Linked DNA regions of Mus musculus: all the other regions are linked to region 4. A link is a loop called in an ENCODE intact Hi-C map of the cell type or tissue named here. Cell type or tissue: heart. All regions are shown on one strand. Links, peaks and the distances in the headings refer to the core of each region. The heading gives the core; the rest is flanking DNA.

What was found. Peaks named below come from ENCODE experiments on the same cell type or tissue, not always from the same donor. Only the 100,000 strongest peaks of a DNase experiment are listed, where the experiment ranks them.
Region 1: a loop joins it to region 4, with 5 times the contacts of the local background. A loop is called at or near these places in 22 of 42 quality-filtered maps.
Region 2: it touches region 4 in a loop (3-fold over the local background); 5 of 42 quality-filtered maps call a loop at or near these places.
Region 3: it touches region 4 in a loop (5-fold over the local background); 18 of 42 quality-filtered maps call a loop at or near these places.

Annotation. Positions count from the first base shown.
Region 1 is chr10:42,291,790-42,299,830 of GRCm38, forward strand. No RefSeq gene overlaps it. Among named protein-coding and RNA genes, the nearest start is that of Foxo3, 19 kb to the left of the region's middle. In heart, for the core only: CTCF peaks have their summits at 3,442 (motif pointing left) and 5,526 (motif pointing left); no DNase peak of the experiment used is centred there.
Region 2 is chr10:41,955,234-41,963,274 of GRCm38, forward strand. All of the region lies in intron 10 of Armc2 (armadillo repeat containing 2), which reads right to left. It overlaps Gm33058 (a long non-coding RNA gene), which reads left to right and starts at 3,674. Exons shown (of 3, transcript XR_380266.3): 1 at 3,674-4,005; 2 at 6,191-6,311. In heart, for the core only: CTCF peaks have their summits at 4,760 and 4,963; DNase peaks (open chromatin) are centred at 3,788 and 4,738.
Region 3 is chr10:41,430,327-41,438,367 of GRCm38, forward strand. It overlaps Ak9 (adenylate kinase 9), which reads left to right. Exons shown (of 40, transcript NM_001370813.1): 38 at 427-529; 39 at 2,115-2,229; 40 at 2,760-3,242. The coding sequence ends at 2,962. Among named protein-coding and RNA genes, the nearest start is that of Zbtb24, 16 kb to the right of the region's middle. In heart, for the core only: a CTCF peak has its summit at 4,442 (motif pointing right); a DNase peak (open chromatin) is centred at 4,495.
Region 4 is chr10:41,686,432-41,694,472 of GRCm38, forward strand. Ccdc162 (coiled-coil domain containing 162) reads right to left here. Exons shown (of 48, transcript NM_001358562.1): 2 at 7,920-8,041; 3 at 3,956-4,028; 4 at 3,594-3,704. Among named protein-coding and RNA genes, the nearest start is that of Mir3473b, 20 kb to the left of the region's middle. In heart, for the core only: a CTCF peak has its summit at 3,666 (motif pointing left); no DNase peak of the experiment used is centred there; H3K4me3 peaks cover 999 bases; H3K27ac peaks cover 542 bases.

The DNA.
Region 1 (8,041 bases), core at 1,596-5,595, 600 kb after region 4:
CCACTATCCCCGCCCCCACCCCAGTTACTGAGCTTCCAGAGACAACTATGGGGAGGAAAAGTTTCAAAAACAAACAAAAAACAAACAAACCAACAAACAAAAAAACACACAAAAAAGTTTCAAGGCCAAGACATCACTACCTTACTATAAGGATAACAGTTGCCTCCTGTGGTGCTATTGCCAAGCAGCAGTGGGAGGTTGTGAGAGGGTGGGGGATGAAAAGGAGGAGATCCGAGAGGGTGGGAACCAGGAGGAGACCTGTTGTGATGGTAGACTTCATTTTTTTTTAAAGAATTATTTACTTATTTTATGTATACGAATACACTGTAGCTATCTTCAGACACACCAGAAGAGGGCATTAGGATCCCATTACAGATGGTTGTGAGCCACCATGTGTGGTTGCTGGGAATTGAACTCAGGGCCTCTGGAAGAGCAGCCAGTGCTCTTAACCGCTGAGCCATCTCTTCAGCCTGCTTAAGGATAGACTTCTTAAGGATTCGGTTAAGTCCGCTCTCTCCGTCTGGGTTTAGGGCAGCCATCACAAAAGGTCTGCCGCTGTCCTCCAACATCAGCTGAGACGAAAAACATCTCGTTCACCCATGAAGGCATTTAAGATGCCATTGGTTCCGTTTATAGCTATGATTATGGGTTGTTTCCTTCTCTCAGTGGATACAAAGTAAAATGGCAATGTTGTTGGCGTACTGGGCACCCTTTAACACCAAAACGGACCCTCATATGTAAAAGACTTGGAAATTTTTCCCAAAGGACAGTTTCTCTATCTGACTGTCAAGTCTCTCGTGTTTTTTTGTTTTTGTTTTTCAAGGCAGGGTTTCTCTGTGTAGCCCTGGCTGTCCTGGAACTCACTCTGTAGACCAGGCTGGCCTTGAACTCAGAAATCCGCCTGCCTCTGCCTCCTGAGTGCTGGGATTAAAGGCATGCGCCACCACAGCCCCACAAGTCTCTCGGTTCTTACATCCCCTGTTCCCTTTTCATTAGAAACAAAGCTAAGGAAAAACTGCCAACACCTCCTGCTGGCAAGAAATCGCACCTTAGAGGTACAGGTACCAGCCTCCTCTGTCCCCCTTGACTGAAGCATGCCCACTCTCACCAAAAAGAATGAGCCAGATAGGAAAAGAACCTTCTTAGTCTCTATTTAGGTATTTTGATGTTTGGAGACAGGGTCTCACTATATAGGCCAGGCTGGCTTTAACTTGACATCTCCTGCTTCCACTCGCCACGTTCTAAGACTAGAGGCATGTACCAGCACACCTGGCAGAATCCCCCCTTGGAAGCAGATGTGCTTTTATGAAGACCCCAACATGTCTTCTGGGTTTTATAACCAGTTCCACTTCTCCATACTAATCTAGCATAACTCTTAAAAGATTGAATAGTGACTCACCCCAGGGATGAATTGAGTCTCACGGTCGGGGTCTTGTTTTCCTGAGAGCCTCAACCTTCAGAACCACCTTGGGAGGTGAAGTGGGGTCGGCCAGTGGAGCTCTCAGCAAGCACTTGACCAGCTGTTTTGCCTGTGTGAGCCCTGCAATTACCTAGGGTGGGTTGGTCTGCTTTGCAACTACATCTATTAGCCTCAATCTTCAGTGCCGCTGGCCGCTGTGATCATGGTTGGAAGCATCCAGAGATGCTGTCTGACATCCGTCTCTCTCTGGGTATCATCAGTAACCCCTTAGCTGTGTGCTCCCTACCCTTGCTGCTGCCAAGTGCCACTGCCCCCACCTCTCCCCTGGATCTTTGCAAAATGGCCAACATAGGGGTTATGTCTGTGTGCATTCAGCCACACAGCAGGGCCACCAGTCTGTGCTGCCAAGCAGCGGCGGGTGCCTGCATGTGATTGCAGCTTTCAGAACATGCCTTGCGCACTCCAAAGCATTATACCAGAGGCAAGTCTCCACTTTCGCTCTTAAGTCCCTTTCTTGTAAACCACCAGGCTTGCTCAAGATGACCATTCCAGAAGCCTCTCTCACAGACACAGCTCAGACTGCTATCCAGGCTTTTCTGCTCCACCGGAGAGAGCACCACAGTTGCCCCTGGAGCACTGTGACCCCCAGAACAACTGAGCACTTGACCTCCTTATCTCTAGTGTCCGTCCTGGTAAGCCTTACTCCTTTGGTTTTCTACCTCTTGGCCACTACCCAGGAAGCTCTGGGAGGGGCAGAAGGGAACAGAAAGACCTCTGAGGAAGGCTCAAACATACAGTTCCATTACATTGCTCAAGACACCAAGAAACCACAGTACAAGTGCGTTGGGGAGGGTGACCTTACCCGAGCCCACACACCCACCCACACACAGCTGGTTGGCTGACTGGCCAGAGGCAGCTGCTTCTCAGCAACTTCTAGTACAATGAGTCACCTCTAAAACAGGACCCTTAACCTGCCCTGATGGGGACACTCAGACGTACTCAGGAGGGGTAAATTCTTTCCAATGGACCAGGATGAAGGAGCCATCATTTTCACACAATGCCATGAAGGTTCCCTCAGATGAACGAGTGCTTCTTCTATTTACCCACAACTCGAGGCCCTCTAGGTCAATCCTGCCTTGTTTCCAGCTAACAGGGAGAGGCCAAGAGGGCCTGGCTCAGTGGAAACCACTCAGATCTCAACCACACTTCCTGGGTTCCAGTGTTTCTCATGGGGAAATGAGTATTTTAATTGACTGGCACCTGCCAAGGGTTGGCTTTGTCTGAATGTTTGTAACCCAGCTGGGGACACTAGCTTACCATACTAGGAATGACATTGGGATTCCAAACATGTTTGGCACACATCCCAAGGTCTATTGCTAGTAAGAATCCAAGACACCTGCATGTGTGGCAGATGATGGGTACAGGCAGCATGGCACATGACATCCCTTTTCTAGAAACACTTATATCTGCTGGGCTCAGTCTCACTGGTTTTATCACGGTGTGGCTGACCACAACAGGGCCCCAACTTTGTAGGCAGAGAGGGAGAAGAGCACAGAATCGCAGTGCCCATTTCTTGTTGGCAGCTTTCAAGATCACACTGGGAAGTGTGATTGCATTAGCCTGCACCTTGTTACCAAGAAAACTAGAGAAGAAAGGAAGGAAGGAAGGAAGGAAGGAAGGAAGGAAGGAAGGAAGGAAGGAAGGAAGAGAGGGAGGGAGGGAGGAAGGAAGGAAGGAAGGAAGGAAGGAAGAGAGGGAGGGAGGAAGGAAGGAAGGAAGGAAGGAAGAAAGAAAGAAAGAAAGAAAGAAAGGAAGAGGAAGGGAAGGGAAAGGAAAGGAAAGGAAAGGAAAGGAAAAGAGAGAAAAAGGAAAGGAGAGAAAAGGAAAAGAGAGAAAAGGAAAGGAGAGAAAAGGAAAGAAAAGAAAAGTATTTTCTAACTAGGTGCCAGGGCACTGTGATAGGTTTCATCAGAGGCAGAGACTATGCTTGAATTTCTGATCTTCTCCTGCCATCTTGTGGCTGGGAGGACGAGCTTGCTCTAAAGACAAGGAGATGAAGGCAGGGAAGAGAAAAACAGTGCTGTGGCAGCCCAGTGACTTGCTGGGGTTCACTGCCCACCACTCTACATATCAATACTCATGTAGGAGTGTGTATTATGTGTATGTATTATGTATTATGCATGTATATATATATATATATGTGTGTGTGTGTGTGTGTGTGTGTGTGTATATTATGTCTGTATGTGTATGCGTAATATATGTATGTGTGTATATGTCTGCCTGTATGTATATATTATGTATGTGTGTATGCATGTATGTATGTATATGTATGTTTGTATATGTGTGTATGTATGTGTGTATATATGTATATATTTGTATGTGTTTATGCATAATGTATATGTATGTGTGTATATATGTATGTATATGTGTATTGACAGGGTTTTATCATGTAGCCTAAGCTGGCCTTGAACTCTCAGTAATCCTCTGGATTCACTCCCCTGAGTGTTGAGGTTACAGGTACAAGCTAACACACTCAGAAATATCCACTTTGGAATTCACACTGATTGTAGTAGCAGTAGTAGTAGTAGTAGCAGCAGCAGCAGTAGTAGTAGCAGTACTGAACTAGCTATGCAGTGAAGGATGACCTTGAACTTGATCCTTCTGCCTCCACCTCCCGAATGCTCAGTTCTATGATGCTGGGGCTTAAACCCAGGGCTTCGATAATTTCCCAGCGCTGTGCCTATTATCCCAAGCCTGAGGTCGGCATGGTACTGCACACCTGTAGTCCTAACAGCACTGGAGAGGCAGAGACAAGAGAAAGAAGCGCTCCCGGCTAGCTTGCCTAACAGGAGATTTTGTTCAAAACAAACTAGCATTTCTACACTCAGTCTCTCCTTATCTGTCTGTGGTGCAACCAAAAATTCCTTCACATGAACTGATGTCCACACCTACAAAACTGTCTTCCTTCCCTGATCACCCGACCCAACAGTTTGAGACAGGATGGCACTATGTAGCCCTGGCTGGAGTGGAAATCACTACATAGACCAGGCTGGCCTTGGCCTCACAGAGACCCTTCCTGCCTCTGCCTCTGGGGTGATGGGATTAAAGGCAAGTGCCACTATGCCAGGCTTAAAACTTTCTTAAACCATTTTTGTTTCAAATATAACTTTTAGAAAGCATTTGTTTTAGATTTACTTTTTTAAATTAAACTTTTGTTTGGTTTTTTGAGACAGGGTTTCTCTGTGTAGCCCTGACTATCCTAGAACTGACTCTATAGACCAGGCTGGCCTCGTACTCAGATCCACCTGCCTTTGTCTACAGACTTCTGGGATTAAAGACATGTGCTACTACCACCAGCTATAATTAAACTTCTGAGACGTGTTCATTAGCATGCAATGGTAAGACGACCTTCGGAGAGAGGTTGTCTGTGCACTTTCCCAGTTTCCCCCCTAGGGGCACTGAAAGGTAGCATTTTACACTGGGATGCTGACACTGGCTAGGCCCCCATACTGAACAGTGCCATCTGAGTTACTTATCTGCTGCTCCGCTGAAACACTGTTACCATGGCACCTTAAAGAAAGACAGATCATTTGGGTTTGCTGTTCCTAATAGATAAAAGTCCATTGGGGGTGGGGGAGCTGGAGAGATGGCTCAGTGGTTAAGAGCACTGACTGCTCTTCTGAAGGTCTTGAGTCAAATCCCAGCAACCACATGGTGGCTCACAACCATCTTTAATAAGATCTGATGCCTCTTCTGGTGTGTCTAAAGACAGCTAAAGTGCACCTATTTATAATAATAAATAAATCTTTGGACCTGAGCGAACAGGGCCAGAGCTAGTGGGATTGACTCCAGCGAGCAGATGTCCTAAATTTAATTCCCAATAACCACATGAAGGCCCACAACCATCTGTATGTCTACAGTGTACTCATACATAAAAAATAAATAAATAAAAACTTTTTTAAAGAGTCCATTACTGGGCTGGAGAGATGGTTCAGAGGTTAAGAGCACTCTCTGCTCTTCCAGAGGTCCTGGGGTTCAACTCCTAGAACCACATGGTGGCTCACAGCCATCTGTAATGAGATCTGGTGCCCTCTTCTGGTATGCAGGTGTACATGCAGATACAGGACTCATACGTTAAATAAATTAATAAATATCTGTGGTGTCAACAGAGCAAAATGTTTTTGTTTTTGTTTTTGTTTTTAAAACAAGAATCCCGCATCATCATGGCAGGGAAGCATGCTAGGAGCTAGTACAATGACTGCAGTGGCAAACTGAGATCTCACCTCTTAAGCTGCAAGTGGGAAGCTGGGAGTAACAACTGAGAATGGCAGAAATCTCTTAAGCTCTCAAAGCCCACCCCCAGTGATGTACCTCCTCTAGCAAAGCCACACCCCTGAATCCTCAACAGTGCCATCAACTGGGGACCACATATTCAAACACGTGAGCCCATGGGCAGGTATGTGGAAGGGGCATCTTATTCAAATCACTACAAATTCTATATAGATTCCAGTATAGATGGTTGTGAGCCACCATGTGGTTGCTGGGAATTGAACTCAGAACCTCTGGAAGAGCAGTCAGTGCTTAGAGCTCTGCCCTCCTGTTCCTTTGCACTTCCTGCACGCCAGGCCCATCTTGCCCCAACAACTATAAACCTAACTCTATTTCTGTAATCTTAACACTTCCAGAATGTCACACAAGTGAAATCTCAGTGTATAGTAGGGATGGTGCTTTTTCCATAAGCCCATTTCTCTCAATCAGTGGGTAATTCCACAACATGGATGTACTATGCTTTAACCATTCCCTCTTTAAAGACCACTTTGGGGTGATGGAGAGATGGCTCAGCAGTTAAGAGCACCAAATGCTCTTCCTGAGGTCCTCAGTTCAATTCCCAGCAACCACATGGTGGCTCACAGCCCTCTGTAATGAGATCTGCTGCTGCCCTGCTGCCCTCTTGTGGCCTGCAGGTGTACAAGGAGGCAGAACACCATACACATAATAAATTAATAAATAAATCTTTTTTTAAAAAAAGATAATAAAAAAACCCACTTTGGTTGTTTATTGGGGTTGCCACATATGTAGCTTCTGTGAATATCAGTGTGCGGGTTTCTATGTGAAGATATGATATCTTTGACATAAATGTGCAGGAGACAGTTGCTGGGTGGGTGGCAGTTTTCAGTGTTGTTGTTTTTTCCTCAGTCTGTTAGATTTGTAGTGATGCTTCCTGGTGGTTTTTATCTGCATTTCCCTGCTCTCTCATGATGCAGAACATCTTTTTCTATATTTAGCATGTATTATCTCAACTTTTTTGAAACCCACTCATCTTCTCCCTGTCTTCTAGATTTGGGATTTGTTATTGTTTTACATATGTGTATGAGTGTTTTGCCTGTGATGGTCTGTGCACAGCATGTATGTAGTGCTCATAGACACCAGAAGAGGGCAACAGATTCCTTGAAACTAGAATTTACAGATGGTTGTGAGAGGCCATAGATCCTGGGCCCCATAGAAGAGCAGTCAGTGAGCACTCTTAACTGTTGAGTGGATCTCTCCAGCCCCTCTTCTGTTTTCTTTATGAGGCAGGGTCTTGCAGTATAACTCAGGCTGGCCTCCAATTCACAGCACTACATCAGCCTCAGCCCCCTTAGTGCTAGGATCACAGGCAAGTGCTACTAGCCCCAGAGGACTGGTTTTTCTGCTGGGTTTTGAGATGTCTTTGTGGCTCTGTAGGAGTGTTGTGTGTACGTTGTGCAGGGATTCTCCTCCAACCTTCAGCCCAAAGACAAACATTTCCCTCTGGATGAAGCTTCGCTTACCACTGTTTTCTTTGTATGTGTTTTTACCTTAGGTGCCAAGTCAGAAGATTTTTGCCAAGGCCTAGATTCTGGAGACATTCTTGTAAATTTTTCCAAATGTTTTATAGTTTTACATTGTATATGTGTGTCATGGTTGGTTTTAAGTTAAATTTTGTAATAATACAGTGTGTTTAAAGGGTGGGGATTTGCCCGTTGACCCCTTCAACACACCCTTGCTCCAACAACTAGTGAGGACCCTTACACTGCCACTACACCATTCTCAAAACCATGAGTGTGAAGCTCTCTCTCTCTCTCTCTCTGCCTCTCTTTCTCTGTCTCTCTGTCTCTGCCTCTGTCTCTGTCTCTGTCTCTCTCTTCTTCATTCATGAGTCTCTGATCCACTTCCCACCAGTTCCACATTGTTCTCATCATGGTGGCTCTGAGTCTTATGGTTGGCTAGAATGAGTCTTTCGCCTTCATTGATGTTTTTCAAAGTTGCTCTGGCTTTTCTTATTTTCACTTGTCTTCCCGTACACATCTTATAAGCGTGCCAGGTCCTGCTTGCAGCTTGACAGGGCACCCATTGAGCTCATGTATCTATTTGGGAAAATTGTCATGCCTGCTTTGCTGAGTCATCTATTCCATGAACAAGCTACGTCTTCCCGGTGACTCAGCTCTCTTGCCTTTGACCATCAGTATTTTGTAGTGGTCAGCATTTAAATCGTGTGCATGCTGTGAGGTTCAGACAAAGGTCTTCCCTCCTCCTCCTCCTCCCCCTCCTCCTCCTCCTCCTCCTCCTCCTCCTCCCCCTCCTCCTCCCCCCTTCCCCTCC
Region 2 (8,041 bases), core at 2,405-6,404, 270 kb after region 4:
GACATCCATAGCCTGGGTGCCCAGGCCCACAGAGTCCCCCTGTTTTCTGCTTTTTGTTACCTGAAGCCCTGGTGGCTGTGTCCATTTTTCCCAGGTTAAGACTCAATGGCATGATCTTGTGATCCGGTTATTCTTAATCACTCGAAAGTGTGCCTCCGGCGACAGAGCCCACGAGGGCTCTCAGTGGGCTCTGCCTGCCTGTCGACTCTGGGCCAGGAGCTTCAGGGAGGGCATGTCCTGGGTTTGACTTTTTGGCACTGAGCCCAAGTCAAGGCTGGTACAGACACACACAATAGAAAGCTCCACTCCTTCCACACTTCCTCTGGCTGCCATCGTTCCTTCCACAATGTCATCGTTTGCCAACCTCTACAGCTCTCCCCCACCCCCACCAGACACCATCTGCCATCTTTCTGTGTGGGGAGGTTTTCAATGGGGTGGCTTTCGATCCAACCACAATAAGGGGATTTCAAAACCTCCCCTCCCCTGATCACCCAAGACGAAGGGGGAGCATCCACACCCTACAGACTCTCACTCTCTCAGTCTATGCGTCCATATTACTTTCTGCGTCTCCCCCTCTCCCCAACCCTCCAGACAACAAGCTTGTCTTCTGGCCCATGTCTTTCTCTAGACTGCATCCTTCACTCAGCATGTCTTCCTCAACTACTCCTGCCACCTGTTGTTCACATGCAGGGCCCAGTTAGGTCCACTGCTTTTCATGGATGGCTTAGTGACTAGACAGAGCCTCTTCTCTGTGCCAGTAGCACCCTAGTTAGGTCTCTCCCTCTGCAACATATATACATATATATTTTACATACATGTATATTATATATATAGTATATATATACACATATACACTATTATATATATAATTATGTATCAACATATATGTCAACCACATATATACATATACACATACACATATATATGTGTGCATATATGTATGTGTATATATACATATATATGTGTGCAGATATGTATATGTGCATGTATATGTGCATGTATATGTATACACACATACATATGAGAGATGTTTGCCGCCTCCCTGCCTCTTCCTCTACTTCCCAGTTCTCCTTAGTTACTGTTACTTCTCTTAATCTCTCAAACCTAATAAATCCTTTCTTTAAAGACAGTGGAGGTCAGATGGTGCCTATTTAGCTTCTAAAGGGCTTGCCCGCGCCATCCATTCACAACTCCCAACTGCAGCATTTCACCAAGAAACAAAGTAAAAAAAAAACCCTTGAGCTGCAACTGTTCTATCTGCAGCAGGGGAGACAGAGTCAGGAAACAACCAATGGGAAGGCAGCGGGAGAGACAGAGTCAGAAAGCAACCAATGGAAAGATGACAAAAGAAGCTGTGCTGACAGCCCACAAGAGAATTGAACAGAGTTCAGTGTCCTCGCTTTTGCTACATGTTGAGTGGAACGAAGAGGACTGGCGTTTTGTTTTGTTTTTGTTTTTTTTTTTTCCATTTATCAAGGGAGAAAAGTCCATCTTGGTCATGGCTAGTTATCTGCTGAACAATGACCGAGCTCTGCTCTGGAGCATCATGCTCCCTTCTCCAATGAGCTGTCCTCTGTCAGATAAGATACCCTGAGAGCCTGGCAAAGCTGCATGTCCTTCATGAATTAGGTGAGTCTTGATGTCTTACCATGCAATCAATATCTAGAGGCCATTCTTAGTTTATTTTGCATTTTGGTGCTGGGGACTGAACTGAGGCCCTTAGTTGCTAGGCAAGCACTCTACCAAGAAACTAAACTCTCAGCCCTAGGAAAGCCATTTTTATAGAGAAAACTGCATTAAGATGATATTGGGCCTAGGAGTAGTGGTCCACACCTTTAATACCAACACTTAGGAGTCAGAGGCAGGTGGACCTCTGTGAGTTCCAGGCCAGCCTGGTCTACATAATGAGTTCCAGGACAGCCAGCGCTACACAGACAAGCTCTGTCTTTAAAAAAAAAAAAAAAAAAAAAAGGCTCAAATAGCCCATCTCAGAACTCTCCCTGAGGTCCTGAGACTAAGCAAAATGGAGCATTCCAGGAACTTGACCCTTAGTCAGGGCCATAGGGGAGCCATTTTCCCAACTCTAAAAAGCATCTTTCAAAGAAACCTTTGGGCACACTGCAAGTAAGGTGTCTGGAAATTACGACACTTCTTCAACCCCTGCAGCCCGCAGCAAGATTATCCTCTGATATAGCAAAAGGTGTTATGCAAATGAGCTGCCACCACCCCACGGGGGGACAAACTACTCACCCCATTTGCTGCTTGAAACAACCCTTGGAGCAGGCAAGAACAGGGTTCTGTTACTCATTTGTGAGATGAGGAAACTGGGGTGCAGGACGTCCGCAGGCCTCCAGGTGGCCTGGAGCCCTAGACTTTGAACTCCTGTCCCCTGCTCCGCCATTCTATTTGGCATTTGTCTGTAAACACATTTATTTTATTTCTCGGTTGCGGGCTATCCATCCCTCAAGTCCCTCACGTTTTATCTCAACTGCAAAATGGTTCACTTCGCACTGGTGCTGGGAAATGACGAACACAGTCAGAGACCACAGACGGGGGCCCCACAAGTGAAAAGTCAAAGTGGCACTGTTCCTAACCTCAGCTAAACCTGTCCTTCTCTATTAGTAAAAGTACATTCATTCTTTGGACTTTTGCCCAACTGAGACCACATATGTGCCTGAATCCAAGCCCCTGTGGTAACCCAAGAGGTTTCACGTTGTCTCGCATATGGTGAATACAGTCTGGCAGAAACATAAGACACCAACAACATGCAGCGTCACTGCACACATGAACACATTAGAGCCAAGTTTTCCCAAGGATCTCATGGCAGTCCGCATACGCACACGCATAGGAACGTGCTGCTAATTCACAAGCCTGCTGGGGTCTGCCTACAGCATTTCCTACCATGGCTTTCTCCCCAACCGGAAGGACTCCTGCCCATCCCCCACCCCAACACTAGCTTGTGCCTATTTTTCATTACTGGGAATCTATTTACTACCTGGATGTCTTTTTGTTTCAGGATAAATGGATGTATGACTTGATCTTTCTAATTTTTAGCCCCGGCTGTCCTGGAAACCCAGCTGGCCTTGAACTCCCTTGATCCATTTGCCTCTGCCTCCCAAGCACTAGAATTAAAGGGATGCACCACCACCACCCATCCATCCTTGTAATTTAATAATCATGCCCCATTAAGACAGGAGAGAACTTGGAGGTTGTATAGATTACACAGAATGTTGATGTGCCAAAATAAGGAGTCTGCGAGAGATGCCTTAGTGACCACTGACAAAGAATGGGCGGGGTGTGCAGTTATAACTCTAGTAGCTGGGAGAGGCAGAGGCAGGAGCATCACCAGGAGTTCCAGGTCATCCAGAGATCATGTCAAAGGCTAAAATTACTAAGTGATGAAGTTCTAACACTGGGTTTCACAACTGCGTGTTAGAAGTTAGAGGCATTTCTTCATTGCCGCGATGACTATATTCACAGTACGGAGAAGCGGCAGGGCTGAGCAGACATGCTAAGATACCGGCAAGCAAGCGGTTCTCGGCAAACAGTGCGCGTGGATCCTTATTTCCCCGCCCTGGATCTTCCTGGCTGCAGAGGAAATATCTTTAGCATATTCTTCCTGGCCCTGCTGTGTACGCTAACCCTCCTTCCTGATTGGTGGCTTCATCCAAGCCTGTCCTGGTCCCGCTTCTCCTTTCCTCTTGTTAAAGTAAGCTGCCGTCACAGTATAGTATTTTGTGAAACTCTAGGCACAGACAGAGCCTGTGCCTGGGGAGGTATGCAGCACTGGAAGGCTTGTTATAAAACTCATCCTCCAGCCATGGTGATGAGCCCCGCCCTTCCATAGTTCAGAACCCAAGGCATTATATGATCGTGGGTGCCGCCGAGTCTCCTCACATCTCCAGACTTGCTGTCCTTGGAGAAGCAGTCTGAGCAGCCACTGGGAAACTGCTTCTTCCCAAGCAAAGGCAGAGGAGAAAGGCAATGCCTGCTCTCTCCTGTCAGGTGAGTTAGCGGCCAGTTGCTCTGGCGGATAAAGCATTCCTTTACAGGAAGGGAAGTTCCTAAGTGAAGAATAGCTGTCTCGTTCAGTGAACAATAAATCACTACAATTTGTATGCCATTAAAAACTGGGTGTGAAGGAACTCTCCATCCTAGCAGATGGACAAAGGTTGCTTTGAGAAAGTATTTCTGCTGTTTCCCATGTTGGGTATAGGTCTCAATTGTGTGTGTGTTTGCATATGCAGTATTTTGGGGTGAAGCCATGTTGCTTACATTTTATTATGCATTCAGTATAGAACAGCTTCTTGTCTGTTTTCTTTCCCTGATTAAAACATTCTTTTCTGGCATGGGTCTTGTCTATAGCTCGGGCAGGCCTTGAACTTAGGAGTCTTCTACTTTAGTCTCTGAAATGGTGGGCTTACAGTCTTGGCCTATCCAGCCCAACATTTTTGTTTTAATTAAATAGGAAGGACTGTCCAGTTTTGCGGATTCTGCAAATGACACGCTGTAAAACAAACTCCCTTTCTACCCATATTTGTAAACACTCAAACATGGTGATAGCTTGCTCGAATCAAGTGGTGTGCACGGCAGGGGCATGCTCTCAAGTGGCAACAGTGAGTTTCACTTTCTCCAGATCCATAGGATACGGGGTGCAGACTGTGGTCCCCACAGAGTCTCTACCAGATGCTAGGTTCAGAGAAAGGTGTTGAAGACAACCAAACCAGCTGTGATGTGAAGGTGGTGGGTGGTGTGAAGCTCTACAGTGCCCCTTGGAGGAAATTGAATGGAAGGGCTGACCCAGTAGGTCTAGGGCTAATCCCAGAAAAGGGAAATAAAAAGCAGGAAGGGGGTGGGGGTGGGGCAGCTAAACAGCACAGCAGGGATCTGATTTCAAGTTGGAGGGAGAAGTAGGGCTTGCTTATTCTTTGAGACTACAGCCTGTTATTTAACTCAGACTGGCCTTGAACTTGAAAATTTTTGGCTTCAAACACCTGACATTATGGCCCTAACAACCACACCTACCTAGTGCCCTCCTTTCTCTTTCTTTTCTTTCTTTCTTTCTTTCTTTCTTTCTTTCTTTCTTTCTTTCTTTCTTTCTTTCTTTCTTTCTCTCTTTCTCTCTCTCTTTCTCTCTCTCTTTCTTTCTCTCTCTCTCTCCCTCTCTCTCCCTTTCTTTCTTTCTTTCTTTCTTTCTTTCTTTCTTTCTTTCTTTCTTTCTTTCTTTCTTTCTTTCTTTCTTTTTCCCAACATATGTGAATACACTGTAGCTGTCTTCAGACACTCCAGAAAAGGGTGTCAGATCTCATTATGGATGGTTGCGAGCCACCATGTGGTTGTTGGGATTTGAACTCAGGACCTTCAGAAGAGCAGTCAGTGCTCTTAACTGCTGAGCCATCTCTCCAGCTCCGTGCCCTCATTTCTTGATCTGACATATGTTTGCTCCTGATAGCACTAAATGTTCCTTTATATCAATGGATTTTATTTTTATTATATAAAATGGTACCACAGACATATAACAGATTGGAAAAATGTCTTCAACTAGACGAGAATGCCCAATCTGTGACATTAAAAAGGGGCCAGATACTGAGGTCCATGCCTGTAATCCCTGCACTTGGGTGGATGGAGAGAGAAAATTATAATCAAAGAGAGACTTTGCCTCAAATTCCAGCACTCAGGGGGCAGAGGCAGGTGGATCTCAGAGGTTGAGACCAGCTTGGTCTACAGAGTGATTTCCAGGACAGCCAGAGCCACACATAGAAATCTTGTCTTGAAACAAACAAACAAACACTATCCAACAAAGATCAGCATGGTTGAGAATTTGAGGTTGTCTTAGTTACTGTTGTTCTACGGTTGTGAAGAGAACCTATGACCAGGGCAACTCCTAATAACTCTAATAAATCATTTAACTGGGGGCCGCTAACAATTTTAGAGGGTTAGTCCACAATCATGGCAGGACACAGACAGGCATGGCACTGAAGAAGCAGCAGAGAGCTTTACAACCTGACCTACAGGGAGCAAGCAGAGAGGGAGAGAGAGAGAGGGAGAGAGAGAGGGAGGAAGAGGGAGAGGGAGGGAGGGAGGGAGAGAGAGAGAGATGGAGAGAGGGAGAGAGAGTTAAAACTTCAAAGCCATCCTCAGCAACACATCTCCTCCAACAAGGCCACACTTTCTAATCCTTCCCAAACAGTTCCACCAACTGAGGACCAAGAAGTCAAACATATGAGCCTATGGAGACCGCTTTCATTCAACCCACCACATGGGCATATCTTTATCACAGCGGTGAAACAGTGAAAAGTAAGCTGATAGAGGTAAGGCAAGAGAATTTTTACTGTCCCATTTTTAAAACCTATGAGATTATTAAAAAGTATTAAATATACTGTGAACAATATAAGCTGTCTGAATGGACACGAAGAAACCAAGAGAGAAGAGGTGACATGAAACAAACTGACTATTAAAAATACAGATTAGAGGGGCTGAAGAAATGGCTTAGTGGTTAAGAGCACTGACTTCTCTATCAGAGGACTCAGCTTCAATTCCCAGCCCCACAGGGCAGTTCACAACTGTCTCTCACTCCAGTTCCAGGGGAGCTGACATCTTTACAGAGACACACATGCAGGCACAACACAAGTGCAAATGAAATAAAAATAAATAAATACATACATAAATAAATGAAAAACATGCAGATTAGAGCCAGGTGTATCTTTAATACATGCCTCTAATCCCAGCACTCTAGAAGCAGACATCTCTTTGAGTTTGAGGTCAGCCTGGTGTACATAGGTTCATTTGAGAATACATATCACAAAGACTATGTTGTTGAAGGTATGTCCATATAGCTCAGGATAAAAACATCTTTATTTTTTGTTTTGTTTTGCTTTGAGATAGGTTTGAACTGGCCTTGAATTTATGATCCCCCTGCCTCAGCCTCCCAGGTATGTCAGTATTACAAGTGTGTGCTGCCGCACTCCTAGCTCGGATAGCTTTTATACTTTTCCTTATATCGCCTACATTTTAACAGAAATGACCATCACTGTGTAATCAGAAATAACTACTTTCAAAAACAAAAACAAAACCCCACAAATGACCCAAAATTCAGTCAACATAAAAAAAGAAAAGTGCTTTATAAGTGCCCCTTGCTAAAACATGGTCTGGCCTTGTCTTTGACCAAAAGAGATTATTTTTTTATTTTTTTACAATCCTTTCAAAATGGAGGACCAAAATCTAAAATTAATAATCATCATAAATATTTTAAGAATCTTGAAGTCAGGGTGTAAATCTGATTTCTAACATGTCCTCCCGACGCCTCCGAGCACACCAAAGGATCAATCCATCCTCACTAATTGACAAGCACATTTCAAATCCCATGAGTTACTACATCAAAGATGCGATTATTTGATGTATAAATGCTATTAGGGGTGAAAATCTCATCTACAAAGCAATATGAGAGCTAGGGAAGTTTTGGTGGAAATAATTTAACTGAGAAATTTAATCTGTCACAAGAGCACTAATAAAACTCTAAGCAGAAGAAAAATTTTCTTCCTGTTGTAGCCAGATGAATGATACCTGCTTGTTTACTACCTGCCTCCCCGTGGTCCCAGAGCTGCATGGCATCCACAGGGCCTGTGAAAAACTCCACCCGATGTCATTAACTCCAGTCACTGCAGACAGAGATGTGGCCTTAGGGCTGGCTGGGAAATCCCCAGCATCACACACATGGATGAGCAGAGCTCAGAGACTCTTCGCCCCTCCATGCGTATTGCTTTGTTGCTCTTCCCCTTTACTGAGGATGGAAACTATGCCTTCTACCATGGCCCCACCTCTTCAGTCTTCTCCTTACTTTCTGTCTTACAATGGAGCCTTTATTGCTTTCAATTCTCCTGCCTCAGCTTCCTGATTGGCTGGGAATGACAGGCCTGTGCCATGAGGCTCAGCTCAGGCCTCCCTCCCTTCTTTTTTTTTTTTTTTTTCTTTTTTCTTTTTTCTTTTTTCTTTTTTTCTTTTTTTTTTTTTTTTGGTTTTTTGAGACAGGGTTTCTCTGTGT
Region 3 (8,041 bases), core at 2,596-6,595, 260 kb before region 4:
GCTCTGAAGCTCCATCCTGGTGTCCTCTACCCTGAGCACAGGTGTCTTTGGGATGAGGGTGCTGCTTAGATAATTCAAATTTTGTGACAAAAGAAAAAGGTTTTATATAGTTGCTGTGAAAGTTACAACATCTGAAATAGGTGATCAAGGTTGGGGCCCCAGACCTAAACATGGTGGCTCACTCCCAGGACTCAGGATAGAAGTAGAAGAATTAGGCATTCAAAGTTGCTCTAAGCTACAGAGTGGGCTACACGAGACCTTGTGTGAAATCAAAAAGCAAAAGAAACTTCTAGAAGCCCTAGTCTTCCCTCTTGTATACTTTTCTCCAGTAGATAAAGCAAGAAGTGAGCTTTGTCTCATACTGATGTCTGTGTGCACAGGGTGAGTGTTGTGTGAGCATGGGTCTGACGAGCTTTGTATTCTTAGGTCACCAATGCAATACTGGAACCAGAAGCTTCCACGCAAACTTCCCCCATTAAAGGAATCCATCCACCTCACCAGTCTGCCTTTGCCTGGGTATCTGGAACAGGTTCTGTTGTATGGCATTTTATGATACATGTTATAAGAACTCAGAAGTGTCTTCTAACAGTTACTTCCACTTTTGATATAGTGAGGTTCCAGGCAAAGTTTCCTGATTTTTTTATTTTTTAAAGGATTTTTTTATTTTATTTTATTTTATTTATATGAGTACACCATAGCTGTCTTCAGACACACCAGAAGAGGTCATCAGATCCCATTACAGATGGTTGTGAGACACCATGTGGTTTCTGGGAATTGAACTCAGGACCCCTGGAAGAGTAATCAGTGCTCTTAACTGCTGAGCCATCTCTCCAGCCCAGTTTTCTGATTTTAAGTTGTAAACCACTCTTCATTTATGGGTGGCTGTTAACATAAAATCTGTGATCTTCTAAATGTAATGCCTGGAGCTGCACCACAGTGAAGGAGAATGAATGGGTCCTCTTAAAACTGTTTACATGTAAACTGGATGAGTAATTTAGTTTCTTTTCTTTTTCCTTTCTTAATTTTGTTTGTTTGGGTTTTTTTTTTTTTTATGATTTGAAATGTTATATTGGCCCTCCAAAGGTTAAATTACTCTACAAAAGAGTCACAATACCATGATAGGTGAAATACTAAACCCACTATTTATCCCAAATCCATATTAAACTGTCTGTCCAAATCACATTTTATTCATCCAGATATAATTATTTTTAAAGGTAGTAAAATTTGTCACTAGTCAAATAGTATTTCAAAGTTATTTAATCTTTAAGTTATTACTTGCACGTGTGTGTGTGTGTGTCGCTCCGTGTGCATGTGTACACACTAGGTGTGCACAAGAGGGGGACATGTGTGTGGAGGTCAGACAACAATTTTGCACAATTGGTTCTCTCCCTCTAATTTTATGTGAGTTTCTAGGATCAAACCTTTACCCACTGAACCATCTCACTAGCCTTCTGAAGTTATTGTTATTATTATTTTATTTCTGCAAAATAAATGTCAAAAGCTCAGTTTTACAGCTTTGTCACTTCTTAAGCACTTTATTTTTGTCAATTTCCCTAGAAAGTTAGTCTCCAATGACACATACCTGAGTAAGCTACATAGCAAGAATGCCTCAGAAATATCTGAAAGAAAACCAGAAGGGAGAGCTGGAGACAAAGCTAGCTTTCCATGGGCTCTCTATGAACCTACCAAGGAAGAACACACAGGGAGGGGTGTTCTCTAAGGCCCTGCTTTATTAGAAGGCCTCTTTTACCTTCACAGCTCTAGGAACTTGGTCACAGTGACACTGGTCTCTGGAATTCCTTGTCATGTGGCCAAGAACACAGAGTAGGAGGCAGGCCACCAGTGCCACCCACACAAGCAGACATGAGCCAAGGTAACTCCATCTTTCTTTGTTAACTTCAAGGCATGCGGCCCCCACCAGCCCGCATTACGTCCAGTTATATTGCATTTCCTCATCAAATGTAGTGTGTTTCTTTCCTGTCGACTAGATGGTTGTCTAATCATCCCCATCCCAGGAAGGCTATTTGATAAAAAGAAAAAGACTTTGATCTGTCTTCATTAAGAACAAACTTGAACTCAGATATACACTGATTTAAATTGTCTCTTACCTGCAGGGGACAGCAACTTCCCTGATCAAGGCAATGAATGCGGCAGGGAACCTGAAACCCAAGCTCCCCTTCCTAAGTGTGAGGAGGTCCGTGCTCCTTTACATAGCGTTTCATCTCAAAGGTACGCCTTTCTGAAATGATGCCCCATTCAGAAAAGCTGCGCACTTGTTGTACCGTACGTGGTAGACAGGGTTGTTAAACGAGGTTGATTGTCTGCTTGCATGGGAGGGGGCAAATGAAATACAGGGTAAATATCTATAGGAAAATATCAAAACTGAAATCCCGAGTTTTTCAATCAAGGACGATGCACTGGACCCAGTGGTGCAGGTCTGTAAAAGCCAGCAGGAGGCTGAGGAGGATTACTAAGATCAAAGCCTGCCCAGGCTACGGAGCCGACTCTAGCTCAGTCCAGTAACTTAGTAAGGCCCTCTCTCAAAAACAAAACTTAGAGTCAGCACTCAAAAATCCATGCCATAGAGAAAAGCGAGTCCAGAAAATGATGACCTAAGCTAGACAGCCCTCTAACCTATGTGGGATGGGACCATCTCCCCCTTGGCTGGGTGTGCTCTCCTTACACGTGAAGTTCTCCTCTGGCATGGCTTACTAACCACCTGTCAGAAAACATTCCCAACTCTGTGACATTTTCTACAGCATTCAATCCCAAGGGTTCTGAATATTCAAGGAAAAAATATAAGAAGAAGCTGGAGCAGTTTGTGGAAAGATGCGAACTCATAACGTACCTCAGTTCCAAGATGACCCGGAAGTACAAGGAGCCTCAGTTCAGAGCCATCGACTTCGACCATAAGCTACAGACATTTTTATCCTTGAAAAACATAGACCCAGTTACTGGGTAGCTTGCTTACGTTACAGAGACCCAAATCCCAGAACTCTCCAAGGGACAGAGGGAATTGAAGAGCAGAATTAATACCCTGCATTTTCTGAAGTATACTTCCCTCCTGCCTAATGTTGTGTATGTAGTTCCTGGGCCTCAGATGGACTCAAAAGGCCTAACCAGGAAGGGTCACCCTCTGAGTATTCATGCAGCTTTCAACTTTATTCCTTTTTTCCCCCTAAATTTGATGCTCCCACAAAATAGGCATTCCATTTGAGATATTAAAATACGTACTACATGTATTTTCTTTTGTTTTTTGTTGTTTTTTTTTTCTCTTTTATGGGGAGGCCAGGTTGAGACAGGGTCTCTCCACACAGCCCAGGCCATCCTGGAACTCACTAGGTAGACCAGGCTGGCCTGGAACTCACAGAACTCCACCTGCCTCTGCCTCCCCAGTGTGAGATTAAATATGTGTGCCACTCCTAGCCCTGCAGAGACTTGTGTGCCAGGGTGGGACATACCTCCTCCCTCTCAGAAGATCAGAGGAGAAGAGGAGGGGGAGGGGCCTTGAGAGGGGACCAGGATGGGGGCATCGATAAGGATGTAAAGTCAATTTTATTTATTTGTTTGTTTGTTTTGTTTTGTTTTGTTTTGTTTTTTCCAAGACAGGGTTTCTCTGTCCTGGAACTTACTCTGTAGACCAGGCTGGCCTTGAATTCGAAATCCGCCTGCCTCTGCCTCCTAAGTGCTGGGATTAAAGGAGTGTGCCACCACTGCCCAGCCCTAAAGTCAATTTTTTTTTTTAATTCATTGTTTTGTTTTTTTTTTTAAAGATTTATTTATTTACTGTAAGTACATTGTAGCTGTCTTCAGACACTCCAGAAGAGGGAGTCAGATCTCGTTAAGGATGGTTGTAAGCCACCATGTGGTTGCTGGGATTTGAACTCTGGACCTTTGGAAGAGCAGTCGGGTGCTCTTACCCACTGAGCCATCTCACCAGCCCTAAAGTCAATTTTAAAAAGGAAAAAAAGGTGTGTGCTACTATGCCTAGCCTTGTCTTCCTACTATGCCTAGCCTTGTCTTCCTTCCTTCATTCCTTCCTTTCACATTTTCAGTAGAAAGCTAGTCTCTATTAAAGAAAATTACCCAGTAAACATTAGAAACCTTCAAGAGACAAAACTAATAGAAATCTTGGTCATACTTTTTACATAAGAAATTGTTTGTATATTTTCTGAACATAAGACACTGTCATTTTCCCAACAAAATAACTAAAATCCGTCGTAACTGACAGGCTGCCCCCATTCTTCCCTGATTGAAATATGCTTAATATGTGGTTCTATAGCTAGAAGTCACTAGGGTTCTAAGAGGAAATGCAGATTTTTATGAAATATGTCAAAAGAGTGTAAGGGAGGGGAAAATTGTTAGATCTGAATACATTTTTATCTTATTTTATTTTTTAAAGATTTATTTATTTATTACATGTAAGTACACTGGAGCTGACTTCAGACACTCCAGAAGAGGGCGCCAGATTTCGTTACAGATGGTTGTGAGCCACCATGTAGTTTGCCTGGACCTTGGAAGAGCAGTCAGTGCACTTAACCACTGAGCCATCTCTCCAGCCCCCCACCCCCACCCCCGAATGTGTTTTTAAAATAAGGACAAATGTTTAGCAGCTGTATAAAACAGCTAAAGTGTTAAATGGTTTAAAAATGTAGGGCATAGAGAGGGCCCAGAAAGCAGCCTCTTAGCAGCACCGCTTACCAGTGCCTAGAATGTCAGCTTCAGGGAGTCTCTGGCCTCTGAGGGTACTGTTCTCATGCACAGATAAACACACATACCCGTAAATAAAAATAACAAATCTTTTTAAAAATGAGTGTGTGTGTGTGTGTGTGTGTGAGAGAGAGAGAGGGGGGGGGGAGATAGAGAGAGAGAGAGAAATTTAATATACAGTTCTTAAATAAAAACTAAGCTAGAATACAGGGCTGAGGATGCCTCTTGGCTGGAAGATGTTTAGCTCACATGCAGGAAAGCCGGGTTCCATCCCCAGCCCCTCACATGCTCGAGATTCCAGCCCTGGAAAGTGGAAGCAGGAGGATCGGAATGTCAAGGTCATCCTTGGCTACATAACAACAGTCCAAGTTCAAAGTCAGCCCAGGCTATAGGGAGCATTGCTTCAAAAAAAGGAGGAAGAGGGAGGGAGTTGTGGGGGTGGGGGGAGAGAGGAAGAGAAAAGAAAAAAGAAAATTCCCCTAACCCTATTAGAAGACTGGGAGTTGACTACAAAAACTTTTTTTCTGGGGATTTAAGCACCACCCACTTTCTCTCTCTCTCACTCTCTTTCTCTCTCCCTCCCTCCCTCTCTCCCTTCCTCCCTCCCTCCCTTTCTTTTCTTTTCTTTCTCTCTCTCTCTCTCTCTCTCTCTCTCTCTCTCTCTCTCTCTCTCTTTTTTTTTTCTTTGAGACAGGGTTTCTCTATATAGCCCTGGCTGTCCTGGAACTCACTTTGTAGACCAGGCTGGCCTCGAACTCAGAAATCTGCCTGCCTCTGCCTCCCGAGTGCTGGGATTAAAGGCGTGCGCCACCACGCCTGGCTTGCTTGCTTGCCTTCTTTCTTTCTTTCTTCCTTTCTTTCTTTCTTTCTTTCTTTCTTTCTTTCTTTCTTTCTTTCTTTCTTTCTTTTTCTCTTTCTTTCTTCCTTCCTTCCTTCCTTCCTTCCTTGCTTCCTTCTTTCCTTCCTTTCTTTCTTCCTGGGTGGTTTGCCTGCACATATGTCTGAGAGTGCCAATACCCCGGAACTGGAATTATAGACGAATGTTAGCCATCATATGGGCGCTGAATCTAATTCAAGTCCTCTGGAAGAGCAGACAGTGCTCTTAACCCTGGAGCCATCTCTCCGGCCACCCCACCCACATAACCAATTTTTTAATATTTGTAATTTACCATTTTCTCACCAGACTACAATTTACTGGCCTTTTCATTTCTAACGAGATTTCCACGGCCCGTCTTTTCAGCCAGTTGGGTATACTGGCATCCCTTAGCAATTAAGCCTAACAGCATATTCCATCCCCTTTGAGTTTCAGGTTTTGAGGGGCAGCAGCCCATGCTGATTGGCTCCAAGTATTTTAGGGACCTCCAAGAAACATCTCACATTCCCCCCGAGCAAGTCCATATCCTCTGCATATCACTTGTCTGGGGATTATGTTTGCTAATTTGGATTCTACTCATTCCCACTGAACTTAAGGCTGGAACTAGGAACCCAGGTGTAGGACCCAAAGTCATTCCAAGTGGGCTCAGTTTGTGTAGCTGTCCAGCAGCCATGGATGAACTGGGTACGTGAAAGGGAGGCTGGAAATGAAAAAGGATGGGAGGTGAGAGAAGGATGTGAAAGACCCCACCATCAGGCTTAGCAAGCTAGCTGCAGTAACGCCATTTTGCAAGGCATGAAAAAGTACCAGAGCTAAGTTCTCAAAAGTTACAAGAAAGTTCAGTTAAAGATTAACAGTTAAAGATTAAGGCTGAATAATACCGGGACAGGGGCCAAATATCGGTGGTCAAGCACCTGGGCCCCGGCTCAGGGCCAAGAACAGATGGCTCTCAGACGTCAGTGTTAGCAGAACTAGCTTCACTGATTTAGAAAAATAGAGGTGCACAGAGCTCTGGCCACTCCTTGAACCTGTGTGTCTGCCAATGTTCTGACCAGGTGTGTGCCCATTGTTGAACCTTCATTAGACCCTCTCCTCGTACCCCTCCCATACCCATTTCTTGAAAATAGACATTGTTTAGAACTAAAAAGTCCCACCTCAGTTTCCCCAAATGACCGAGAAATACCCCAAGCCTTATTCGAACTAACCAACCAGCTCGCTTCTCGCTTCTGTAACCGCGCTTTTTGCTCCCCAGCCCCAGCCCTATAAAAAGGGTAAAAACTCCACACTCGGCGCGCCAGTCCTCCGATAGACTGCGTCGCCCGGGTACCCGTGTTCCCAATAAAGCCTCTTGCTGTTTGCATCCGAATCGTGGTCTCGCTGGTCCTTGAGAGGGTCTCCTCAGATTGATTGACTACCCACGTCGGGGGTCTTTCATTTGGAGGTCCCACCGAGATTTGGAGACCCCTGCCCAGGGACCACCGACCCCCCGCCGGGAGGTAAGCTGGCCAGCGGTCGTTTCGTGTCTGTCTCTGTCTTCGTGCGTGTTTGTGCCGGCATCCAATGTTTGCGCCTGCGTCTGTACTAGTTAGCTAACTAGATCTGTATCTGGCGGTTCCGCGGAAGAACTGACGAGTTCGTATTCCCGGCCGCAGCCCCTGGGAGACGTCCCAGCGGCCTCGGGGGCCCGTTTTGTGGCCCATTCTGTATCAGTTAACCTACCCGAGTCGGACTTTTTGGAGCTCCGCCACTGTACGTGGCTTTGTTGGGGGACGAGAAACAGAGACACTTCCCGCCCCCGTCTGAATTTTTGCTTTCGGTTTTACGCCGAAGCCGCGCCGCGCGTCTGATTTGTTTGTTGTTCTTTTGTTCTTCGTTAGTTTTCTTCTGTCTTTAAGTGTTTTCGAGATCATGGGACAGACCGTAACTACCCCTCTGAGTTTAACCTTGCAGCACTGGGGAGATGTCCAGCGCATTGCATCCAACCAGTCTGTGGATGTCAGGAAGAGGCGCTGGATTACCTTCTGTTCCGCTGAATGGCCAACTTTCAATGTGGGATGGCCTCAGGATGGTACTTTCAATTTAAGTATTATCTCTCAGGTTAAGTCTAGAGTGTTTTGTCCTGGTCCCCACGGACACCCGGATCAGGTCCCATATATCGTCACCTGGGAGGCACTTGCCTATGACCCCCCTCCGTGGGTCAAACCGTTTGTGTCTCCTAAACTTCCTCCCTTGCCGACAGCTCCCGTCCTCCCGCCCGGTCCTTCTGCGCAACCTCCGTCCCGATCTGCCCTTTACCCTGCCCTTACCCCCTCTATAAAGTCCAAACCTCCTAAGCCCCAGGTTCTCCCTGATAGCGGCGGACCCCTCATTGACCTTCTCACAGAGGACCCCCCGCCGTACAGAGCACAACCCTCCTCCTCTGCCAGGGAGAACGACGAAGAAGAGGCGGCCACCACC
Region 4 (8,041 bases), core at 1,973-5,972:
TTTATGGATTCAAAAATTAGCGGCTTGACAGGGCGGACCTTTGTTCTAAAAAGTGAGCTCTCTGCTTTGTGGCAACCCAGAGGTGAACAGCTTCCTTCTGCCCCATCTTCCAGCTGTGTTATTCTCCCTCACCACAGGCTAAGAAACAATGCAGCCAGGTGTGAACAAAAGTTGCTTGAAAACAAAAAGAAAATTGTACATTACATTGAATCTTCCAGGTGGCTGTCTAACTGACAAGAACTTCAGTGGCTGTGGAGAACTGGATGTTGCAAGCCTAATTACAATTGGTCTTGGACTACTTTTAGCTTCTATAATAGCCATTCCGGGCTCATCTCTGCGACTGACCTTACATCTTTGCGACTATTGGGTAAATCCTTTGGAATGTACAGATGGAAAATTAGTTTCCATTGCCATGCCCATTCCAGTGGTGTCTACATAACAAGTCCAAAAGCTTGGCCGCAGTCCTGAGGCAAAAAGTTTCACGGAAGCTGGTCTCCTGGAGGTCCTTGGTGTTCTGTAACTTAGATGTGGTCCAGATTTGTCCTTGCGATAGTCGGTGGAGGGTTTTGTGTGCTTTCTTTCAGTATTGTTTTATTATAGGTGCCCCCAAGGAATGATTTGACACATAGCCAAGTTAGATTGGCCATTGTTTCCTGTCCACCACTGGTGTCCCAACATCCTAGTCAATCCTTGAGCTGACCTTGGGCTTGGAATCTTGTAAAAATGTTACTTATTCAGACAAAATCCCTCCAGTGTTGAAAGAGAGATAGTGAAAGAAATCAGGTATTGCAGTTTACTGGATAAGAGTTAGAATCTCAGGGCAAGTTCAACAAAGTAAATTTAGAATTCTCATTACAGTCATGTATGGCAGACTACATTACATAATAGAAGAAAGTTGGTGGGCTCCTCTGGTAAATGGAGGTTCCCCACAAACACTTAGAATAACAGCTGAGTCACTCCTAGATGCAGGAATTTACAATGGTCTAGGAAGAAGGTGGGTTGTGGTTTAAGAAGGAACTAGAGTATCTTGTTATTCACAGAAAGGTTAGCAAGAAAGGGACCTCCCTAGTGCATACTTCCAAAAATAGCATAGCTAGGTATTTACTAAGGGACCCCTGGTGGTGGGTTACACAATAGACTAGAATTGTGGCTAGGGTGTGAAGCCCTTGTACCTGGAGCATAAAGCCCTCACAACTGGCTTCTAAGAATAGCTGACTTTAGGTAGGGCTGATTTTATCTCAGTTGTAACCACTGCCTGGTTCCTGCTGCTTTTATGTATGCATTTTTCTGTTTTGTGTAAAGAATCATTATGCATAGGATGACTTCAGTGAATTTTGGCTGATGTATCACCTAACTACCTTGTTTTCTTCGGTAATGACTATATAAGCCTGATGCTCACTTTGAGAAATTATACTCAGATTCAGCACTCTCTTGTGTTCCTGTCTGTTTGTCACTCCTTGCCCACCTGAGTACAGGAACCTTGATTCTCCCCGGGTTGAGGGACCCTGACTGGGTCTGCCCATGGCATTCCACCAACCAAAAGGCTAAAAACACCACCAGATAGCAATCAAGACATATAGCTGAGATTTCCCCCAAGCTGTAACTTGCCTACCAGTGTATTTGAAAGTGTCTTGATTTGTGACTTTTCTTTGTTGTGTTACTATGAGAACTTTATGATGTCATTACCATGTTGGAACAGGGAACTTGCGAGACCCTGACTTTGTGCTCCTGGGCCATGGTCACGCACATCGAGCTCCATAAGAAACTATACCTTAGTCCCTTCCAGGTGAATGCTGTGAGATTTGCACAAGTGACCCTGGAATGAAGCCTCTGATAGCAAGCCAAGAGACATCTTCCCTCATTTGGAAATAATAAATAAATAAATTCACAATCCAAAAAGTTAAGTCTCACTCCAAGCAAGAGAAAAGCAAAGAAAATCTCACTATATATTATAATAAAACATCTGAAAATTATTAAAAGCTTAAAACAGCCAGAGAACAGGAAATATATTGTGTTCCGAGATAGAATCCATTCAAGTCACAAGAGAATAGAGTAGCACCTTTAAAATAATGAATGATAGAAGTTGTCAGTCCAGAATTCTATAACCAAGGAAAAATAGCTTTATAAAATTAAAGAAAAAATCATTTTTATAAAATAACAAACACCATGAGAATGTCTTCCTGGCCGGCATGAACTACAAGTGACATTAAAGAAAGCTCTCCAGATAATACAGGAATGAATATATTATGGAAATCCAGGCTGTTCTAGAACTTTTCCAACCTTATCACTGTTGACAATTGAGGCATCATAATTCTTAGTTGCAGGATGTTCTGTGCAGTAGTGTGCGACATCATCCTTAGCCTCTGGTAGCTAAACATGAGATGCTCCAGTCGTCTATGTCCACTGCCCCCAAAACTCTGGAAGCCAAGAACATCTCCAGACACAAATATCTATTATCCCTACCCTTCCTCTCCCTCCATTGTGAACCCTGTTACACAAAAATGAATGGTGAGTACCAGGAAAACAGAAGGAAGGGAGGCAGGCAGGGAAGGAAGCAGGAGGGGAAGCAAGAGGGAAGAAGGAAAGCAGGTAGGGAGGAGGGAAAGAGGGAGGGAGGAGGGAAGGAGGGAGGCAGGGAGGGAGGTGGTAAGGAGAGAGGCAGGTAGGGAAGAGGGAGGGAGGAAAGAAAAGAAGGAAGAAAGACAATTATAAAGAGAAAAATTCTAAATGAACAACATTTTAACTTGCAAATAGAATCTCATTATCTTCTGTGATTAGCACTAACTACTTACTAAAGAGCTAACTTTATTTAAGAGGGGAAACAACTCATAACATGGACTACCTTAAATGATTTAATAGAAGTGAAGAATAAATCATTTAAAAACTTTAAATACTACATGATTATGCAAAGTTGAGAAGCTATATAAAAGTTCAGGGGTGTTTCATTGTCCTGCAACCTAAGCTTAGGGATTCTTCTGTCTTTGGTCAATATGATCAATATTATCAAATGTGCATACATAGTTTTAATTAATATCACAAGATGAAGTAATTCCTTTGCAAACAAAACAAAACAAAAACAACAACACTCGATGGAAGGACAATAGTCTATCAAATAGCAATCTACATTGATTTGCTTTTCTCTTGACGGTAGTAAGGCTGGCTGGTTTTCTCCCTCCCTCTCTCCTTCCCTTCTTCCCTCCTGTCTCCATCTCTCACTCTTATTACAATGTTGCAGGAATTTTAATGCAAATTATTTTCCTACTTTGAATTATTTTCTTAAGAGTGGTTTTCAGAAATAAACGTTTTTGTTTTTGTTTTTTGGCCTTTGGGAGATGGAGGTTGTTTTTTTCCTTGCAGAGTGGAAGACCGGCACAAACAGTATTTAGGCAGACCCGGTCAATCTCTCAGCCCAACAAGTTTAAGCTGAACTTAGCTGTGAGAACGAAATGATCTCTGATGAAGAAAGCATTTACACCAAGTCTGCAAATTACCCATCTCCAGAACACTTGCCCACAGGAGCTACCTAAAAGTCAGCTTGCTGATTCCTTTCTAATATACTCCAAGTATGTTTTCAGATTGCAAGATGACCCTACCTGCAACAGAAGCAGAGGAAGGTTTTCCGGTGTGTACTCTCGCCTTAGGCAGCTCTCTAGCTCCCTCTTGAGGACATCTGCCTGAATAACAAGGGGCTTGGACTCAGCCACCTAAACCCAAACAATGAATGAGTTTCAAACATCCTCAATCTACCAAATTTCAAATGTCAAAACATCCGATCTATCTAAGGATACAATGATTCGCACTTGCTTAGCTTAGCAATGAACAGGATGTGGGGCTGTTTTGTTCAAAAGTATCAGCTGTTTGCCGGGGTGGGGGTGGGGAGCTTTTCCTGCGAACTTCTTTCTCCCTTAGCTAAATCGAACTTGTTTTCCTGACTCCGCCCATGCCCCCCTCTCACCTGGAGAGTTCTCTTCAGAGCCGCTTCCCGTTCGCGTCTAAAGTGAGCGACATCCTTTGGTATTTGAACGGAGCTGCGGGGAGGTTTGTGCAACAGAAGCTGTGTTACGGGATGCTATGATAGAGCAGATAGCAGGCGGCCAGCCTGATCGCTGTGACCCTTCCCAACCTTTCCAGAAGGAATGTCACTCTGGCCCATGGTGGTGGTGGGGTATAAAGGCCACCCTCTTCTACTTTGATATACTTGATCTCTGCTAACCCTTCCCTGGCCAGTTTCTTTCTCCTCTCCAGAGTCTTTCCTCTGATTTACCCCAGTCCCCTACTCCACCCATGCGCGCGCGCGCGCACACACACACACACACACACACACACACACACACACACTTGTATTCCTTTTAGAGGGGAAATCTTGTGTCTGACACACAGTGTGCTTATTAAACCTTGTTGTCTTTTTAGTTGATATAGAACACTGACACTTTAATCACTGAAACAAAATGTTTTTATTTTTATGTTCATGGTGGGTTGTTGGAAGGTAGAAACGACATGGAACTATCAAATGGGAAATCCTTTAGGAAAACTTTAACCACACTTGCTGCCTCAGGAACACAGCTGGACCCTAGGAATCACAGAGCAGACATGGAGGATGGGCTGTTCAAGCCCAGAGAAGGGAGTCCTTCCCTAAGCTGGACAACAAGCGAGGAGTGGAGCTCGAGGACAGAAGATTAGTGCTGTCCCCATGGAGCTCAATGGGCAACGTGAGGCTTGGCAGCCCTGGGAATGCCAGAGGACAGCAGCAAAGCAGATTCCTAGCTTGCAGCCCCTGGCCAAGGAGCCACAGTGATATTTCTAAGATACACTTGAGGGAGCCAGAGGGACATAGCAGTAAGCTTACTTTGGTATTGTCCGCTTGGCCCCAAGAGTCCTGAGATAATGTTGTAAAATGCACTGGTAATGTGCTCCCTTGTTGGACAGTACTTCTGTTAAATGCTCTGTTAAGAGACTGGGGCGTAGCTCAGTGGCTAGAGCACTTGTCTTGCATGGGCAAGGCCCTGGGTTCAGTCTCCAATACTAAGGGGCGGGAACAGAAGGCAAGAAAAGGAAATACATGTTCTCACTTTGACAGTATAAGCAATAGGACTGGGACGCCACAGAAAAGATCAGCAGGGTCACTGGGCAAGGATGGCCCAAGCCAGCAAGTCCCTAGGGCCACAGAAGCCTAAACACCCACCTGGACACTTGGTGTCAGGTTTTTGAAGCTGGTATACTGGCTGGTTTTGTGTGTCAACTTGACACAGGCTGGAGTTATCACAGAGAAAGGACCCTCCCTTGAGGAAATGCCTCCATGAGATCCAGCTGTAAGGCATTTTCTCAATTAGTGATCAGGGGTGGGAGGTCCCATTGTGGGCGGTGCCATCTCTGGGCTGGTAATCTTGTTCTATAAGAGAGCAAGCTGAGCAAGCCAGGGGAAGCAAGCCAGTAAAGAACATCCCTCCGTGGCCTCTGCATCAGCTCCTGCTTCCTGCCCTGCTTGAGTTCCAGTTCCTGACTTCCTTTGGTGATCTACAGCAACGTGGAAGTGTAAGCTGAATAAACCCTTTCCTCCCCAACTTGCTTCTTGGTCATGATGTTTGTGCAGGAATAGAAACCCTGACTAAGACAGTTGGAGACAATCCATGCCTTATCTCTTCTCCTAGCCCTTGGTGGAGAGGGAGGAAAGAGGGAGGGATGGAAGGAGGGAGGAGGAAGAGCAGGAAGAAGAAGATCTTGAGAGTAAAATCAGCCATCAATGACAGGTATGTTGTCTGTTTTCTGAATCTTCATGGAGCAGAGAAGCAATGACCCACAAGACAGGGACGCAGCTATTGACAGGAAATCGCAGGAGGTTTCCCTTGCATTCTTGTCTCTCATCCTTGATGTGCTGGGAGCCAGAGCAGGCACGGGCTTGGCTGCCCAACTGTGTCTCTAGCTATGTCACTCCTCTCCTTAACCTCAATGCACCTGTGGGTGATCTAAAGGAGGCGGCAGAGCGTAAGCAGCCAGTTCACAGGAGATGCTCTTAGTTCAGCAAATGCTGCTCCTGTGATATTTGTCCACTTATCCAGAGGGCTTCATGGACATATAACTATTGCAAGGTCCAGGGCTCAGGGTGTTAAATGAGAACGTAAAATGTTTTAAAATTTAAATAAAGTAATTGATTAAAAAAAGAAGAAGAAGAAAGAAAAGATGGGCAGAGCAGATAAGGCATCTGCTATGCAAGTGTGAAGGTCTAAACTGGTCCCCAGCTAGACTCGGTGTGCACGCCTGCATCCTGGTTCTCCTAATGGGGAGATGGAGATGGGAGGGCTCAGAGGCAGCTAGCAAGGCATACACAGTAGTGGCTAAAAGACCTGTCTCAAACGGGCAGAAGGTGAGGGCTGACACTCTCGGCTGTCCCCTGACCTCCAGCCTGAACTTACACGTGCTCACACACAGCACATGGGGATTACGGAGGAAGAACAAGGAGAAGAAGGGTCATTTTCAGCTGGGTGATAAGAGAGATTTCTAAGTGATCCACCAGAGTGGGCGTTTACCACACCTAGAAAACAGCATCATTTAGATTCTTCCAGATGGCTACAGTGGAGGGTGGCTTGGGTCACGGAGAAATATAGGATCTTCCATCACTGCTCTCTCAAAGTCCCTTTAGAAACCTTCCTGTCATGTGGCACAGCCCAGAGTCCTTGTAGGGCATAAAAGTTGCGATATCAACATTATCTCTGGAATGTCATAGTTTTCAAAATAGTGTGCACTGTCCAGTGATCTTTGTGGTAGGACAGCCGCTTTTGCCTCATTTGCATATAAAGGATCAAGAGCATTGTTAACCTGCCTGGTCCCAGCATCCCTCTGCCTCACTCCTCATCCTGCATCTACCTCAGACACCAAGGAAAACATCTAGACTGCCTGTTCTTAAAATCCACTTTGGAATGAAGTCGAAATGTGTGAACATACGGTCATTCCCTGATCTCCTCCAGACACCTCTGGCCATCCACACCACACTTGCTCAAACCAGCAGGTTTCTCATCTTAACAGACATGGTTGTAAAGGCCTGGGCTGGAAAGACTCAGTGATCCAGGTCCTCTGCTCCTTTGAAGCAACTTGATGGCTATGAGCAGCAGGAATGACCTCCAAAAGGGCCCTTGACAGAACAGTGTTTCGCAGAACCCACCGCCAAATATCTAGCATTATGTCAGCTTTTAAGTGTCTTACCAAGTGTCATTGAACAAAATGAAACTTTTCATTTATATAGTAGCTTCTGAAACTTAGGAAAATGGCGTAATATTTCCCCACTTTGTTAGATAAGATGTTGCTTACAATCTATCATGACTATTCTTGACATAAAAGGCACATGCTCTATGGTATACTGCCTTAGCACCCAGATCTCATCTGTGATGGTTTGTATATTCTTGGACCAGGGAGTGGCACCATTTGGAGGTGTGGCCTTGTTGGAATAGGTGTGACCTGGTTGGAGTAGGTGTGTCACTGTGGGTATGGGCTTAATTCTCTCATCCTAGGTGCCTAGAAGTCAGTCTTCCACTAGCAGCCTTTGGATGAAGATGTAGAACTCTCAGCTCTGCCTGCACCATGCCTGCCTGGTGACTGCCATGCTCCCACCTTGATGATAATGGACTGAACCTCTGACCCTGTAAGCCAGCCCCAATTAAATGTTGTTTTTTTATAAGACTTGCCTTGGTCATGGTGTCTGTTCACAGCAGTAAAACCCTAACTAAGACATCATCTGATCTCCACAGCTAAGCAAGGCTGGGCTCCATTAGTAGCGGGGGAAAGACATTGAAAACTGTCACTGAGTGTCATTTATCTAAGCTGGACATGACGTCAACTGTTTTTGAAGCAAAAGCTCAGGGCAGAACGATCATAGGATGGGAAGGGGAGGGAAACGTCTCAGCAGCCCCACCTGACACTGAATTTACCTGAAGATCCGGTTGCCTGTTCCTGGAAAGAGTCCCTGATCTTCTACCTCAGTCTTCAATTCACTCAGCTTCACCGCCAGCTCCTTCTCCAACAGCACTATCCTTTCTGTGGAGGAGAACTT